Regions from separate parts of the Mus musculus genome. Here region 2 is linked to region 1. The links are chromatin loops, found by intact Hi-C in ENCODE. Cell type or tissue: heart. All regions are shown on one strand.

Evidence for each region. Peaks named below come from ENCODE experiments on the same cell type or tissue, not always from the same donor. Only the 100,000 strongest peaks of a DNase experiment are listed, where the experiment ranks them.
Region 2: a loop joins it to region 1, with 6 times the contacts of the local background. A loop is called at or near these places in 9 of 42 quality-filtered maps.

The regions. Positions count from the first base shown.
Region 1 is chr7:27,504,439-27,512,438 of GRCm38, forward strand. Prx (periaxin) reads left to right here. Exons shown (of 7, transcript NM_198048.2): 2 at 95-138; 3 at 227-325; 4 at 442-568; 5 at 3,509-3,665. The coding sequence starts at 542. It overlaps Gm15541 (a long non-coding RNA gene), which reads right to left and starts at 3,521. Exons shown (of 3, transcript XR_881907.3): 1 at 1,557-3,521; 2 at 834-1,014; 3 at 1-642. In heart, CTCF peaks have their summits at 3,534 and 4,309 (motif pointing right); DNase peaks (open chromatin) are centred at 2,683, 3,713 and 4,343; H3K4me3 peaks cover 2,213 bases; H3K27ac peaks cover 2,922 bases.
Region 2 is chr7:27,444,550-27,452,549 of GRCm38, forward strand. Sptbn4 (spectrin beta, non-erythrocytic 4) reads right to left here and starts at 2,040. Exons shown (of 36, transcript NM_032610.2): 1 at 1,914-2,040. Blvrb (biliverdin reductase B (flavin reductase (NADPH))) reads left to right here and starts at 3,429. Exons shown (of 5, transcript NM_144923.3): 1 at 3,429-3,647. The coding sequence starts at 3,569. In heart, CTCF peaks have their summits at 3,068 and 4,920 (motif pointing left); DNase peaks (open chromatin) are centred at 2,192, 2,602, 3,332, 4,932 and 2 weaker places; H3K4me3 peaks cover 4,322 bases; H3K27ac peaks cover 2,435 bases; H3K27me3 peaks cover 2,313 bases.

The DNA.
Region 1 (8,000 bases):
TGGGAAATAACCGTAAGGCACTTGAGCACAAAGAATCGTCAGAACGAGCACAGGGGATATGAGATAATACTACTGTGTGTGTTGTTCTTCCTAGAGCCCCAGACCCAGGAGGCCCAGGAAGCTGGAAGTGACCCTCAGGTGAGAGCTGGCTGGTTCCGCATGCCCCTCTCTATCTTCCCTGGGTCTGTCTGATGTCCCACGCCCCTTGTCTCTCTCTCCTTGGCAGGCAGCAAGACCTCAAAGGAAGAGTGAGATTCCTGCTTACAGCTGTGCATCACCCCGAGTGGGGCTCCTGTCAGGAGAAAAGGCCATCACTCAAGAAGCGGTGAGGGGCCCTACTCTCCGCCCGCCTGATGCCATCCCTGCACTCGACCTCTCTGGCAAGCCCCATCTCTACCCGACAATCCCTCCTTGCCTCAGGCCTCCATCTTATACCCCCAGGCTCAGCGGCAGCTGCTCCATGAGGAGCTGAAGGTGGTCCTGCAGCAGAAGGAGGAGAGGACACGGGAGCTCGAGCCCCCAGGTGACTCTCTGCAGAGCTATGGAGGCCAGGAGCCGCAGCGCTGAGGTGGGTGTCCACAGGTTAGGGTGCCAAGAAGGCATGTCCCGGCTTCTCTGGGCCTTGGTATCCCCACCTGGAAGCTGGAAATAGGAAATGTGAGGGAGAAATTAACATGTCAAATGCTCAATACAACGCGCTCGGGGCCTACAGATGGGTGTGGTGGCTTATGCCTATCATTTTGGCTTTCAAGTTCAAGGTCAACTTGGGCAATTTAGTAAGGTCCTATCCCACAAAGATTAAAAAAAAAAAGTGTCACTCAGGGGTAAAGTACCCTAATATGCACAAGATCTTGGAGTCAGCCCTCGATTATGAGGATGATGATGGTGATGGTGATGATGACGACGATGACGATGATGACGATGACGAAACCCAGCAGAGGGGCCAGCAGATGGGCTCAGTGGGTACAGGTGCTTGCTGCCAAGTCTGATGACCTGAGTGCAATCTTCTGGAAGCTACATGGTAGAGGAGAGGACCCGGATCCTAAAATTGATTCCTTTGACCTTCATGCATTATACACACACATAAATAAATGTAAACAAACAAAACAAACAAAAAAGGGAAACCCTTGGCTGGACAGATGGCAAAGTGGTTAAGAGTACTGGCTGCTTTTCCAGAGGATTCCTTTCAATTTCCAGCAACCACATGGGGGTTCAAACCCCTTAGAGATCTGACACACTCACTCCTCTGACCTCCACTGACACTAAGCACGTATGTGGTGCACAGCGTTACACGCAGGCAAAACGCCGATGCACACAAAATCCTTTGTTTATCTTGTTGTTTTGCTGCCTCGCCCCTACCTTTTTTTTTTTTTTTTTTTAATAATACGGTTTCTCTTTGTAGTCTTGGCTGTCCTGGAACTGTCTCTGTAGTCTGTAAACAGAACAGGCTGGCCTGAAACTCAGAGATCTGCCTGCCTCTGCCTCCTGAGTGCCAGAATTAAAGTGCACCACCACTGCCCAGCTCCCAAGTCATTTTAAAATAAATTTAAACATACCTGGGTGTGATAGCACAGGCTTTTAATCCTAGCTCTTGGGAAGCAGAGGCAGGTGGATCAGTGAGTTCAGGGTCTTCACAGTGAGCTTCAGGACAGACAGCCAGTGCCTTGAGACCCTGTCTTGAAAAACAAAAACAAAACCAAAAAATTCAACAGAAATATTTTATCAGAAGAGACTAGTTATAACCAAGCATGGATACATGCTTATGATCCTAGCACTTGTACTCAGGAGGCTGAGGCAGGGGGACTACTGTGAGTTAGAGGCCAACCTGAAATACAGAGTAAGACCCTGAGTCAAAACACCCCACTACAGATAAGAGCTGACAAAGTACAAAGTCACTGTAGAGGACGTAGGGACCCACAAGGCAAATCCAGTCCTTTCCTGCTTTATGTACAGCCCTAAGCAGGTGACCTAACTTCTTGGAGCCCCAGCTTCCCCACTGGTGAGGTGGGGTGATGGTCCCCATCTCTGGGAACTCCGATGGTTCATTTTTTGGACTACTGCATAGTCTGGTACCAAGAGATCACCTTCAGTCACTGCCACTGCTTTCAGATTCGATGTTAGCAGTTTTAACCTCTTCTACTGAGTACCAGGCTGGGTGGCTCTACTTACAAAGGAGCCTCATTAAGGCTGAGGGTGACAGGCAATGGGGTCACGGCCTATAGAGTCCTGGGGTGGAATACCTAAGACAAGACTTGGCTGTTAATGTGCTTTGAGGCATTAAGTAAGTCACTTTAAATTCCTAGGAGTTACTGCCTTCCTGTGACTTCCCAAAAAAACACGGGGAGACACAAGATGCTGTCCAAAGGGGAGTGGAAGGACCCTACTGTTCCAAGAAGCTCCCCCCCCCCCAACTAATGTTTCATATTCTCCTGCTCTAGTCCCACTGCAGTAGGGCATCTAGTCTAGGCCTGATTTTCCCTCTCCTGGCTGGTCGCAGTGCCTTGCATTCTCCCAGGTCCATCCATGCTTGGTCAGGTTTCAGTTCACAACCAGACTTTCCTTTCACACCACCCAACTTTGCAGTACAGCAACAGGCCCAGAAGTGCAAGGTGCTCCGCAAAATCTTGTGGTTTCCTAGACAGAATCAGACCTCTCGCTTCCCCTTCTGGGAAGCAGATGTGAACCCTCTAGCGTGTTTCAGAGCCAGGGCCAGCAAATACCATGAATGCCAGTTCTGCTGCGGTCACCATTCATTACCCACGCACCCCCCCCCCCTTCATTGGATTCCTTTTCCCGGGGGAGTTATGCATGTCTTGGAGTTAAGAGTTCACAACAGCATTCTTACACATATTCAAGCCCACAGAGGGCAAGACCCCATTCTTCCATCCCGCATGGCTTAAGGGTGTCTCCCTTTATTAGAGGCATGCCTTTGTCCTGTAGGAATAACTATTATCAAGCTGAATATTTTATATTTTGGTTTGTTTAGTTTCATGTTGGGAACAGAACTCAGAACCTCGTGCGTGCTATGCAAGACTTCTACCACTGGGTTAAATCCCTAGGCTTGTTGTGTAGTTATTAAAGCCCCATTTGGTCTTTAAAATATGGATATTGGAATTGGCATTTTGTCTTATGACTTTAGTCCCAGTACTTTAAGGAGGATCTCTGAAGGAGGATTTCTAGGACGTTCTGGGCTACAGGAGTCCCTGTCTCAAAAATAAAATGAAAAAAAAGGAAGAAAAGGAAGAAAGAATGGAAAATTAATAAGCTTCTCAAAATCACCTAATTTGGCACTTCTAGTCCCGCCCCATGATCTTGCCCCGCCTACTCATCCCCTCTTCTTCCAGCCCCGCCCCGCCCCTTGCTTTTCGGACCGCGACCCTCCCAGAGAGCGAGCGGGAAAGGAGAGCTGTTTAACCACAACGCGGGTCCTAGAGAAGGAACGCCATGGCGAGCTCTGGGCGAGTTGCCGTCTTGGAGCTCCATGGCGACCCCTTGCTGCCCCTCGCAGGAGCTGAGACGGGCGGAGTTGGTGGAGATTATCGTGGAGACCGAGGCACAGACCGGGGTCAGCGGCTTCAACGTAGCAGGCGGCGGCAAAGAAGGAATCTTTGTCCGTGAGCTGCGAGAGGACTCACCGGCAGCTAAGAGCCTCAGCTTGCAAGAAGGTAGGCGTGGTCTGCATATGGCAAGGCGGAGCCGGCCTATGGGGGCGGAGTTAAGAATTTGCCTTGGCCACCGCGCTGGGGGCGTGACTTGGGGAGGGCGGGGCACATCGGGTCTGTGGAGGCGGAGTTAGGAATCTGCTTTGGGTCCGGGGCCTGGCGGGGGCGTGGCGGAGTGGGGCGGAGTCTGAAGGCCTGGTGGGTCAGGGTTGACCTGCATGGGTGTGGTTAGGTATCCGCCTAGAGTGCTGGCAGGATGAAACTGAAGTTGTGCTTATTTGCTAGGAGGCGGGGTTAAGAGGTTGTGGCGAGGCTTTCCTTGTTCTGAATCTAGCTCCTCCAGCATGCCAGGCCTTTGCTCTACCACCGAATTACATTGTTTTGGGGGCTCGGAAAGGAGCCCAGGCCTGCCTGAACTCGCTGTACAGCTGAGGATGTACTTCGTCTACCAAAAGCTGGGATATAGGCACGCACCCCTATGCCCGTCTTTCTATTTTTTTAAAATTTTTGAGTCTAAATTGCTCGAGTTGGCCTTGAACTTCCTGTGTAACCCTGGCTGTAAACTTAAAAAATAATTAGTTTATTTTATTTGTATGGATGTTTTGCCACCAACTATGTCGGTGTGTGATGTATCTGTTGTACCCCTGGAGGCCAGAAGAGGGCTCGGAATCCCCTGTGCGCCACCAAGTGGGTGATAGATCCTCTGGAAGAGCAGAGAGCAGTCTTAACTGCTGAGCCATCTTGCCAGCCCTTGGCCTTGAACTTTTGATCCTTCTGCCTCAGCCTCCAGGGTAGCTGGGATGACAGGCCTGAGCGACCATGCCCAGCTGGCACTATGATTATTTAGGGCCGGTTCATTGTCTGTGTTGGACTCCCAGAACCCTCGTGATATTTCTGTGTCTCCATATTTTCATCTTTAAATGGGAATAATTAGCACTGACCTCATGAGGTTATTATGTAGCTTAAATGAGTCAGGTTTTGAAAACAGCACACAGATAAGTGTCACACAGTAAGCACTATGTAAGTGCTAATTAATGTGTTATTGGGACAGGAAAAAGGGGTGGAGTTAACTTGAGATGGAGAGAGGAACTTAATTAAATGAAAGATGTTTTTAAGAACTATGGATAGAGCTGTTTCAACTTATGCATTGCATGTAGCAATTATTCTTTCTTTAATTAATTATTTTTAAAATGTATATGTTCATTTTTGTCATACTGAGGATGGAACCCAGGGCTTTTTGGATGAATGCTAGGTGAATGCTCTATGAACTGTGCTCCCAGCCTCTCATTGGTGAGCTCTAGGCAAGCCTTCTACCAGTGAAGTACATCCCGTTCCATAACAGTTATTTACTAAGCATCTTACTGCTTTGGCTACAATGGTGAACAGAACACAGAAAGGTCCCTACACATAAGAAACTTACAGAAGGGCTGGCGAGATGGCTCAGTGGGTAAGAGCACCCGACTGCTCTTCCGAAGGTCCAGAGTTCAAATCCCAGCAACCACATGGTGGCTCACAACCATCTGTAACGAGATCTGACTCCCTGTTCTGGAGTGTCTGAAGACAGCTACAATGTACTTACATATAATAAATAAATAAATAAATAAATGAATAAATAAAAGAAACTTACAGAATAGTGGGGTGAAACTCATGAGAAGGTAGGGGCAAGGGCAGTTTTGAAGGGCTCATAAGGACTATGACTTTTATTCTGTGACATAAGCAGAAGAGAAGCAGAAATGAGTCTTGTTTAGCTGCTTTATTTACAGTTGGCTGAAATGTAAGAGGCAGCATCAGGGACAAGATCAATTAGCCTCTAAGAAGTGATGGATGGGCAGGCTTAATATGGTGGTGTTGGAAGGACTTGACTCTCAGATATTCAGGACTAGGTGTGGGCTACCATAGAGAGGGAGGCCTCAAGGATGCTTCTAGGCATCACTTTTAGGTGATAGAGTGACTGGCCAGGTTTCATCCCCACTTCATTGGTTGTGGGGAATCTCCAAGGAGGTTTGACCTGAGGACTGAGTGGCCTGCTGATACCTGTTTGGAGAAAGACAAGGTCGGAGTGTTTTTTAAAAAACAAAACAAAACAAAACACCCAAGGACAATTTTATTACAGACTGGGAGAAAAACCCCAGTGCAGGCAGTAAGTCTTAGCAATTGTTGAGTGGGGGAGAGGAAGAGAGAGAGCCAGGTCTTTTAAGTTAGGGTCCAAGAAAGCAATGGAGGTTAGTAAGTAGTCACATGGCTAAAGGGATGGGGGGAGGGGTGTGGGAGCCTCAGAGAAAGAATAAGAAAACACAAAACACTGTGCCAGGGAAAGCATGCCCAGGCTCTGAGCAGTATCCAAGAGAACAGAAAGGGATAAGAGGAGCAGTTGCCAGGCTTCAACGTGCTACCTGATAGGAGCTTGGCAGACACGGCCTTTAGTCTTTTCTTGTTTGTTTGTTTGGTTTGGTTAGGTTTTTCAAGACAGCCTTTCTCTATGTAGCCCTGGTTATCCCGAACTCCCTCTGTAGACCAGGCTGGCCTCGAACTGACTTACTACTGCCATTTGCCTCTGCCTCCCAAGTGCTGGGATTAAAGGCATTGCCACCATGCCCAGCTTGTTTTCTTTTTCTTTTTTTTTTTAAAGTGAATCTTTTTTTTTAATTTTATTTATTTATTATATGTAAATATACTGTAGCTGTCCTCAGACACTCCAGAAGAGGGCATCAGATCTCATTAAAGATGGTTGTGAGCCACCATGTGGTTGCTGGGATTTGAACTCAGGACCTTTGGAAGAACAGTCAGTGCTCTTAACCGCTGAGCCATCTCTCCAGCCCCCCAGCTTGTTTTCTTATTTTAATTTCTTGAGACAAAGTTTCCCTTTGTGCTCCAGGCAAGCCTTTGATTTCTCCTGCTCCAGCCTCTGGAGGGTTGGGATGACAGGCAACCTGGGACCCATCAAATGCTGCAAATCAAAGCTGTTTCTTGAACACTGACTAGGGGTGTGGAAGGGCACCTAGGTAGACAATCTACCCTTCACATTTCTGAATTCTGTATCTGAGGATTCAGCCGATCAGAGACTGAAATTATTTGTGCCTGTGTTGGGGGGGAAGTGCCCATACTGAACATGTCTGGACTTTCTTTTTTTTTTTAATGTTTGTTTGTTTGTTTGTTTATTTATTTATTTATTATATGTAAGTACACTGTAGCTGTCCTCAAACACTCCAGAAGAGGGAGTCAGATCTCGTTATGGATGGTTGTGAGCCACCATGTGGTTGCTGGGATTTGAACTTTGGACCTTCGGAAGAGCAGTCGGGTGCTCTTACCCACTGAGCCATCTCACCAGCCCATGTCTGGACTTTCTTCTTTCGTTATTCCCTAAGGGGCTAGAGATAGGACTCTGCAGTTACGAGCATTTGCTAGCCATGCAGAGAACCAGGGTTCAGTTCCCAACACCCACACTGTGCCTCACAACTGTCCCTTACAAGGGTCATATGCCCTCTTCTGGGCTCTGCACTGTTGTGCATGGAAACAAAGTACTCAAACACAAAAGAATAAATCTTAAAACACAAAGGAACAACTATTATATAGTATTTACATTGTATCATATATAATTTGGAGTTTGTAGTGCTGGGCTATCATTCCAACAGCCCTTGGGAGCCTGGGGCAGGAGATTCTTGAGTTTAAGGCTAGTCTGGACCACACAGGGAGATTTTGTATCAAACAAACAAACAAACAAACAAACAAACAAACAAACAAAGTTATTTAAGTGTCCAAGGCAGGAGAATGGAAAGTTCAAGGTCTGCCTTGGCAACTTAGTAACATCCTGTCTCAAAGATAGAGAAAAGAGGACTAGGGCTCTGGCTCAGTGGTAGAGCACTTGCCTAGAGTTCAGAAGTGAGAGCCTTGGGGTGTGGCTCAGTGGTAGAACATTAGTCTAGTATGCATAAGGCCCTGGATTCAATCTCCAGCATCATAAAAAACAAAACAAAACAAAACAAAACAAACAAACAAAACAAGAACAACAAAAAAAAAACCAAAAACCAAAAAACAAACAAACCCAGAAGTTAGAAAGTTAGGCTGAGAAGATGGCTCAGCATTTAAGAGTGCTGGTTACTCTTCCAGAGGACCCGGATGAGGAGGAGGAGGAACATGGTGATGATGACGACGATGATGATGATGATTCTTTTCTTTTTCTTTGGAGACAGGGTTTCTCTGTATAGCCCTGGCTGCCCTAGAACTCACTCTGTAGACCAGGCTGGCCTCAAACTCAGAGCCATGCCTGCCTCTACCTCCCAAGTGTTGGGACTAAAAGCATGCATCACCATGCTTAGCTTTAGACCCAAATTTTATTCC
Region 2 (8,000 bases), 60 kb before region 1:
GAGTGAACATACCTGAGCCCTTGCCTTGCTCTGGATTTTATACGCATTCAAGTGTTTAACTCCTTAGTGATCAGTTATCATTGGCCCATTTTATAGATGTGAACACTGAGGCATGGAGGAGTCCACCCACTTGCATGAGTTATAGAGCTAATTCTCTATATTCACCCCTGCAGTCACCACCCTTTGCTGTGTAACCCTTTTGTTCTCCAACGTCCGAGGGACGAAAGGTCTATGGGTGCCTAGGGATGTGTCTTTCTCTTTGACCCTGGCTTCTAACATGTGACTTGCTTGGACCAGCAGGAGTTGAGTGGGAGGAAATAGCTGGCCAGTCCTGAGCCTTAATTAAAGAGATCGCTTGGGCTAAGTGTGATGCTAGACTAGACTAGGTCCAGGACCACAAACTCTCCAGCCAAAGCCAGCTACAGCAGCTAATGATACCGCCCCCCCCATCACTATGACAACTCTAAAACTTGAGTATGCCAGTTGAGGCCTGAAAAACTGAACAATCAGGTCTAGCCTAAGTTATTAAACTCTTGACTTTACAGCTAAGTAAATGCTTAGTGTTTTATGACAGTGAGTTGGGAAGGGTGCTTTGTTACACAGCAGCATTCCCGTACCAATAGCTGCCTGATGTACTACTGTCTTCCTCCTGAACCCTGAACATCATAAATACCTATTTTAGAGGGTAGGTGACATCAAGTATGTCTCCAACACAACCCCCACATACACACCCCAGTCCTACTTCTAAGACTGTAAAAATAGAATAATACACTTCTTTTCAAAAGACCCAGATGGCCGGGCATGGTGGCGCACGCCTTTAATCCCAGCACTTGGGAGGCAGAGGCAGGTGGATTTCTGAGTTCGAGGCCAGCCTGGTCTACAGAGTGAGTTCCAGGACAGCCAGAGCTACACAGAGAAACCTTGTCTCGAAAAACAAAACAAAACAAGACATACAAAAAAAGACTCAGAAGGCCTCAAACTCAGGAGAGTTTAAGACGCTAAGTAGGTGGTAGATTGTGGCCAACAGTAGATTATTCCTTTAAGTGGGCACCCTAAAACCACTGCTCTTCTCTTCTTTCATAGAAAGCTGTAAGTGACCACATGGCTACCTGTGTGACCCCAGCCAAGTCACTTGCCCTATCTGGTCTTCATCTGTGAAAATCCTACAGAGGTCTGGAGATGAAATGAGTTGCTCACTCAGCAACCATGGGATCTGGTACACGCCAAGCCTCAATCCATAGCTCTCCTTATTCTTTTCTTCTCATAGTGTCTGAATTCCATCCAGAGCCTCACACAGCCATGTGCTCCACCACTGACACACACAGCCAGCCAGCTCTGAGTTTTCCCTCTTTGGTCTCATATCTTAGCAAGTCCGGGGGTCTGGTCAAGAGTCAAAAAAGAGATGGGTTCAATGCTTTATTCTGGCGGTGTGGAACTCGGTTTCTCTGTGCTTTGATTTCCTTTCCTATTAATGGGTGGTCACAACTGTTTCCCCAATGGAGGATACTTGGGCCAGAGGAGGCGCTTAGCACTTGGCGAGCTCTCTGTGGGCCCAGCTTGCAGCTCTGGCCTTTCCGGGGTGCAAAGGGAAAGGGGTCCTGCGGGATCCAGCAAGAGCCGGTGGGGAGCTGAGCTGAGAGTGGGATCCGAGGCTTTAACCCTTCCAAAGCCGCGCCTCTCTGCCCCTGTGGTCCAGTCACCGTGCGGAGGAGGGGGGCCTGGGAAGGACAAGGCCTTGGGGTGACCCACGCCTGGTTCAGTGGCTGAGCTAGGTGAGGGTGAGGGGTTCATTGGATCGCAAGCCTCTATCCGGCTAAACAGATCCGAGGGCTCAGGTCGCCAGCTTGTGGGGGAGGATGCTGGGCCAGGTGGGGAGATGCTGGGGAGGGGCCGCCGTCCGCACCGCCGCTCACCTGGGCGCCGGCCGCCGATGCGGTCCCGGATGCTCGCCGCGCAGCACCGCCCTCCCTGCGGGCGTTCGTCGCCGGGCCGGGCCCGGCTCTGTTCGGCCCCACCGGCCCGCCGCTCGGCCAGATCCGCATGCGCCGCCGCCGCCGCGCCTCCCCCCACGCGCCGCAGCCGCTCCGCACGCCCCCGGGACCCCTCCCGCACGCCGCCCCGCCGCCCGCGCTGTCACACACCGGGCCACGCGTGTGATGCACAGCCGCGCTCGCGAGCGCTCGAGGCAGCGTCACACACTCCCACACTGCCACTCACACACCGGGCCCCTGGCAACGTCATACACACTCTCTCCACATGCACACTCTCATGGTGTCACTCCTTCGTAAGGGGTCAGTCAGGGTCAAACCTTCTAACTGTCTGTCACACGCAGTCACTTGCAATGTTTTCCTCTCTGGAATGTGTCCTGCAGGGTCATTCACTGTGACACACTCTGATATAGCCACCACTGACAGTGACACTCAGATATCACCAGTAGTTACCAATACAGTAAATAGTGCCCTGCAGGATCGTACATACATTGTTACTCAAATACTGCCACCACCACAATAAGGGTCACATGAAATCACTTGAACAGTATCACAGGATGGAATAGTGCTCTGCAGGACCACGCACTGTGACACACTCACATACAGCCACCACCACCAATAGCACATACAGTCAGGCATGTCACACACCTCCAAGGTGTCACAGAGTATCTACGCTCACACAACACAAAGTTCACAATCGCATAGTCTTACACGCTTAAAATGTCACACCAGTTGCCTAGGCACAAAAGATGACACACCCTGTGTTGCTACACACCCATACATCAGAGCCTCAACAAGACACAAAAGGAATCTCAGTTGATGTCACACACAGTCACACATAAATGGGATCATATCACGCACCCATGTGGTGTCCCAAACCTTCCCAATCCGAAAGTATCACACTCCATTACAGCTTACCATATCACACAGGCTGAGTACCCCTCACAGTATCACCCCCATGGACGCCAAATAACATTAATGATCTCTATACACAACTCACATTGCAACACAAGGAATGAAACCGGGTGTCGCCCACAACCATGCTGTCCCTTGTGGTCACTGAGGGTCACACAGGCACAAAATCACCCCACACACCCCTCTTGCTTGTTGGGAGGACGCTTTGGTAGAGGGAAGTACCATCTCAGAGCCTGTCTGTAAGGGGGCGTGAGCAAAGAGAGCACGGTGGGCGTAACGCCCCGGCCGGCCCCGCCCCGCTCAGCCCCGCCCACTAAGGGTGGCTGTCTCTAGTAGGCAGAGCGCTAAGTGACAAACTGCTCTAGCACCGCCCACTCCCTTCCCTAGAAGGGGCGTGGCTTCTACGTCTAAGCGCCTATCGGAGAAGGGGCTCTGGAAATGCAATTTGACTCCTCCGCCTACTCATGCTCTTTCCAGCGGGAGGCGTGGTCGCCTCGGTCCCGCCCTTTGAACCCAAATTAGGAGGGTGAGGCGGAGGCTGGAACCTTGTCTGGTCCCGCCCCCTCCTTCTGGGTCGAGGAGGACCCGCAGCGCGCCTCCTCGCAGCCACTGTGTTCCCGCGCGTCCTCGGAGTTCTCAGCTTTTCCGGCCCTGGACCCCGCAGCATGACTGTCAAGAAGATCGCGATCTTCGGTGCCACCGGCAGGACCGGGCTCACCACACTGGCGCAGGCGGTGCAAGCAGGCAGGAGCCGGGGCGGGTGGGGGAAGTCATGAACACCGGGCGGAGTTTTGGGAAAAGTCGTCCTGGGGGCCGGGCGGAGACCACACGGGGCGGTGTGTGCCCCAGCCTGTGGGCCAGCAAGTGGTCACGGGGGCACAAATGGAGGACTCTGACATTCAGCGTTATGTGGGTTCAAGGCGTAAAGGAATTAACTGTGGGAACCTGGAGGACTCCTCTGACAGTTCTATGCAAACCAGGGGTTCTTATGAAATGTCGTAACTGTGGTGGTGGTCCTAGTTAGCACACCCAGAAAGGGTTTTCTGAGCCAGGACTAGCTTGGCATCCAGCCAGCCGGGCCATCTCCTTACACGTGTTAAAATTCTGGTGACCCTCATTTGGAATGGGAACTAGTGTGTTACCCCACTTGACACATAAGAAAACTGAGGCGGAGAGGACTTGCTGGTACATGGCTGTGTCGGGATTTGAACTCCGGTCCGTGGTCTTAAGCACTAAAAAACTGTCTGCAGGCTCATAGTTTGGTCACTGGAACAGAAAATCGAAAAGGTTAGGCAGCAACTTACTTCAAAGAGAATGGAGGTGATCACCCTATAAGAGAGGGGCAGTCCAAGAACTGAAGTCCTGGGAAGGACATTGAGCTTTGGGGCCTCCCGAGGGGAGGGCGCAGGATCCCCCATCATCCCCTGGCTCCTCAGTCTAGAAGTTAACTCTGGACCAGACGTGAAAGTTCCAGATAAAGAGCCACACCCTTGCTAGCCTTGGCGATTCTTAAGATATTGACTATCAGAGTGCCCCAAAAGGGTGGAGGCCACAAAGAGCCCAGTCCCTGCTGGTTCCCAGCACAGCTCCTGCTTTGGGTGAGGCTTTTTCTAGAAGTTCCATCCCCCCGCCCCCCATGGGCTATCCTTTCCCCCAGGGACTTAATGAGGGCCTTAATTCGTGGCAAAGGAGAGCGCCCTGGGCCTCCCAGAGAAAACAAACTACAGGCTGGCTGTGGTGGTGTAGACCTGTAATTTCCCCCACCCCTGGAGAGGCAGAGGTAGGAGACTCAGGAGATCAAACCTATCCTTGGCTGCGCAGCAAGTTCAAGGCCATCGTGGGCAACCTTAGACCCTATGTCAAAACAACAAAACAAAAGCAAGCTGCTGATAAATCATTTCTAGGGAGGAACAGGGAAAGGAAGAGAGAAGTTGACAAATGCTGTGTCACCATGAATTTGTGGAGTATCCTGTTAAATACCTTAATCCCCAATACCACTGTTTACTGATGGCTCTCCCTGCTGGTCACAGTCGGAACTACACGAAGGATTTCCGGGAGGCCTGGCCTTTTTCTCCCTGTGGCTCAGAAAAACCTGTCAGAAACAGGAAGAGGAAAAAAAAAAGAAAAGAAAAAGGAAAAAAAAAAAAAAAAAGGCAGGAAGGGATTAGGGGATATAGCTCTCAGAGATGAAACGCCTGCCTGGGATCCACCTGTGAGAAGAGGCTTGAGGGGGGCGTGGCTCAGTAGGCCCCACGGCCTAGCGGCCTAGCGTGCCCAAGAAACTGCACAGTCAAGGAAAACAAGTAGCTAGGAAGGGCTTGGGTTTTAGTCCCTCAATGTCATTTTGTAGGACCAAGGGTCTAACAAACAGACTCTGGGTTCATCCTGTGTATTTAAACAGCCAGGTCTACCACATACCACAGTGATGTGACCAAATACTGTGTCATCTACAGTCAAAGACCTAAATATCTGTAAAATAAATAAAGAAAAGAGAAAAGAAGACCAATATTGAAGCAATGGTTGCGGGCTAGACAGATAGGTCAGTGGGTAAAGGTACCTGACAACCTGAGTTAAATCCCCAGAAAGAGAGAACCAACTCAGAAGAACTTGACCTCTGACTTCCATACATGCACACACACAAATAAGAGTAACAGATAAACAGAGGTTGCTAGCTGGGTGGTGGTGGTGGTGCAAGTGTTTAATCCCAGCACTTGGGAGGCAGAGGCAGGTGAATCTATGTGAGATCGAGGACAGCCTGGTCTACAGAGTAAGTTCTAGGACAGCCAGGGCTACACAGAGAAACCCTGTCTCAAAAACAAAACAACAACAAAAACAGGGGTTGCCTTGAGACTCTGATGAAATGACTTACAATGCAGAAAGTGCTTAGAACCAAGGCTCATGCCCAGTGGGTGCTTATACTCCTCAGCCAACTGAACTCAGATATAAAGATTATAGCCCAGTCTTAAATGTAGCTCTGGTTTTCTCTACCCACTGTGTGCCCAAGGCTAGTTACCAGAACCTGCCTCAGTTTCCCTTTCTTGGTATGATAAGAATGGCCACTTTGTAAAATTGTTACAATCTAGGACTTTTCAAACTAGGGCTCAGTGTGAGTGCTGGACTGCTTTAAATTGGTCACAAACGATCAAAATGTATCAAGTTGCTGCTGCGGGAGTCGCTAGAATCTGAGCCTAGGCCCTGGCAGCCAGGTCTGACCACGTGTCCTCAGCAGGTCAATTAGTGAGAAAAACTAATAGTGAAAGTAGAAAAAGGAGATGAATTTAATGTAAGCATGTCGGGAAGCTCCTCTGCTACCCAGACCCAGCCTTCAAGGTCTTGATGAAAGCTACAAGTTTAAATAGAAGGCAAGAGGTACCCACGCATGCGCAATCCCTCTCGTTAATGGTGTGGTCATCACAGCCATCATCTTGTTGAACCCTGTGTCCTCCAAGGTGCTCTGACAAGTTGTCAGAGCCATGAAATCTCTTCCTCTTCTGGTTGGCACAGGGCCCCGGCCTCCTTCTCCTGCCATCATGAGGCATTTGGGAAAGTTGCACTTTTGGAGTGGGGGGTCCACTGTTTCAAGCAGTCTGATTATCATCTGCATTCCTGCCAGGATAAGGTTACAGAATGCCAGATGTTGGATTGACATATGAATTTATGTGTACTGGTCAGGCAGTGAAATTTTGTATTGAGTGTTAAGATTTTATTTTATTTTATTTTATTTTATTAATTCTTGAAAGAGCTGGAGAAATGATGAGAAAATCCTATACTCCCAAGACTCAGAGAGTGGAAGGTTCACACTCTCTTTTTAAGGTTCACAGCCAGTTCTGGAAAACATAGTTCAAGGCCAGCCTGTTTTGTGTAATACTTTGCCTCCAAAAATAAAAAAGGAAGGAAGGAAAAGAAAAACCTTAAAAGTGAATGAATTTTGCAACTTATTCTCAAATAGGAAGAGAAACAGAAAGACAGACAGATTTGTACATGTGTGAATTTTCTATGCAAATATATAAGTTCTGCATATCATATACTATGTATATAAGTAAAAAGAGGAAGCAGGTCTAGAGAATCTTGCAACTTCTCTATAGCTGAGATTACTTAAAAATAAAAGCTTAACAGAAAGCCTGACCAGATGTTTGACACCTGCAGTTAGGAGGTAGACAGCAGGAACAGCACAGGGTTTAAGGCCAGCCTGAGCTACATTGTGAATTCGGTGATCGTGTGGGCTACAGTGTGACACTCTGACAAATAAATAAATACAAGAAACATGAACAAAATGTTAGTAACAAATGATATTGTTAAAGAAAAAAGTCACCACATATTTTAGGGCCAGCAAGGTGGTTTAGTGGGTAAAGGCGCTTGCTGCCAAGCCTCATGGCCTGAGTTCAATCCCCAGGACCCACATGGGTAGAAAGAGACAACTGACTCCTGCGCACACGGTAAAATAAATGTAAACTAGTTAATAAGTAATGAAGATAAATGAAAAGGATAAAAGCCCGTATTTTAATTATCTCACAGAAGTTGTCTTTCAGGAAGGATAAGATCTAAATGTGTGCTGTTTGGTAGCTACTAGCTGCGTGTGCATCTTGCTTCATTTTATTTTATTTTATTTTATTTTATTTTCTATCCTTTTTTATGTATGTACTGTCTGTGAATCACTCTTGTGCCTGGTGGCCATGGAAGCCAGAAGAGGAGGTCAGGTCCCCTGAAAAATGGAGCTGTAGAGAGTTGTCAGCCACCCTGTGGGTCCTGGGAATGGAAACCAGATCTTCTGATAGAGCCACAAGGGCTCTCAACCACAGAGCCTCTGTCTCTTCAGCCCCTCGTGGGGCCCTTTTCATCTCAACGTGAACTGTGTGCTTTGCTTGGTTTTTTTTTTTGTTTGTTTGTTTTGTCTCGTTTGAGACAATGTCTCCCTGTGTAGTCCTGCCAGGCCTGGAACTAACCTTTGAACTGGCTTTGAACTCATAGACGTCCACTTGCCTCTGCCTCCTGAGCGCTGGGATTAAGGCTGAACATGAGAAGCGGCTGTCTAGCCAGGCAACAAATGAGCTTCATGAGGCTCCTTATTCAGTAGCCACGGGGCCATCCTGAAACTCA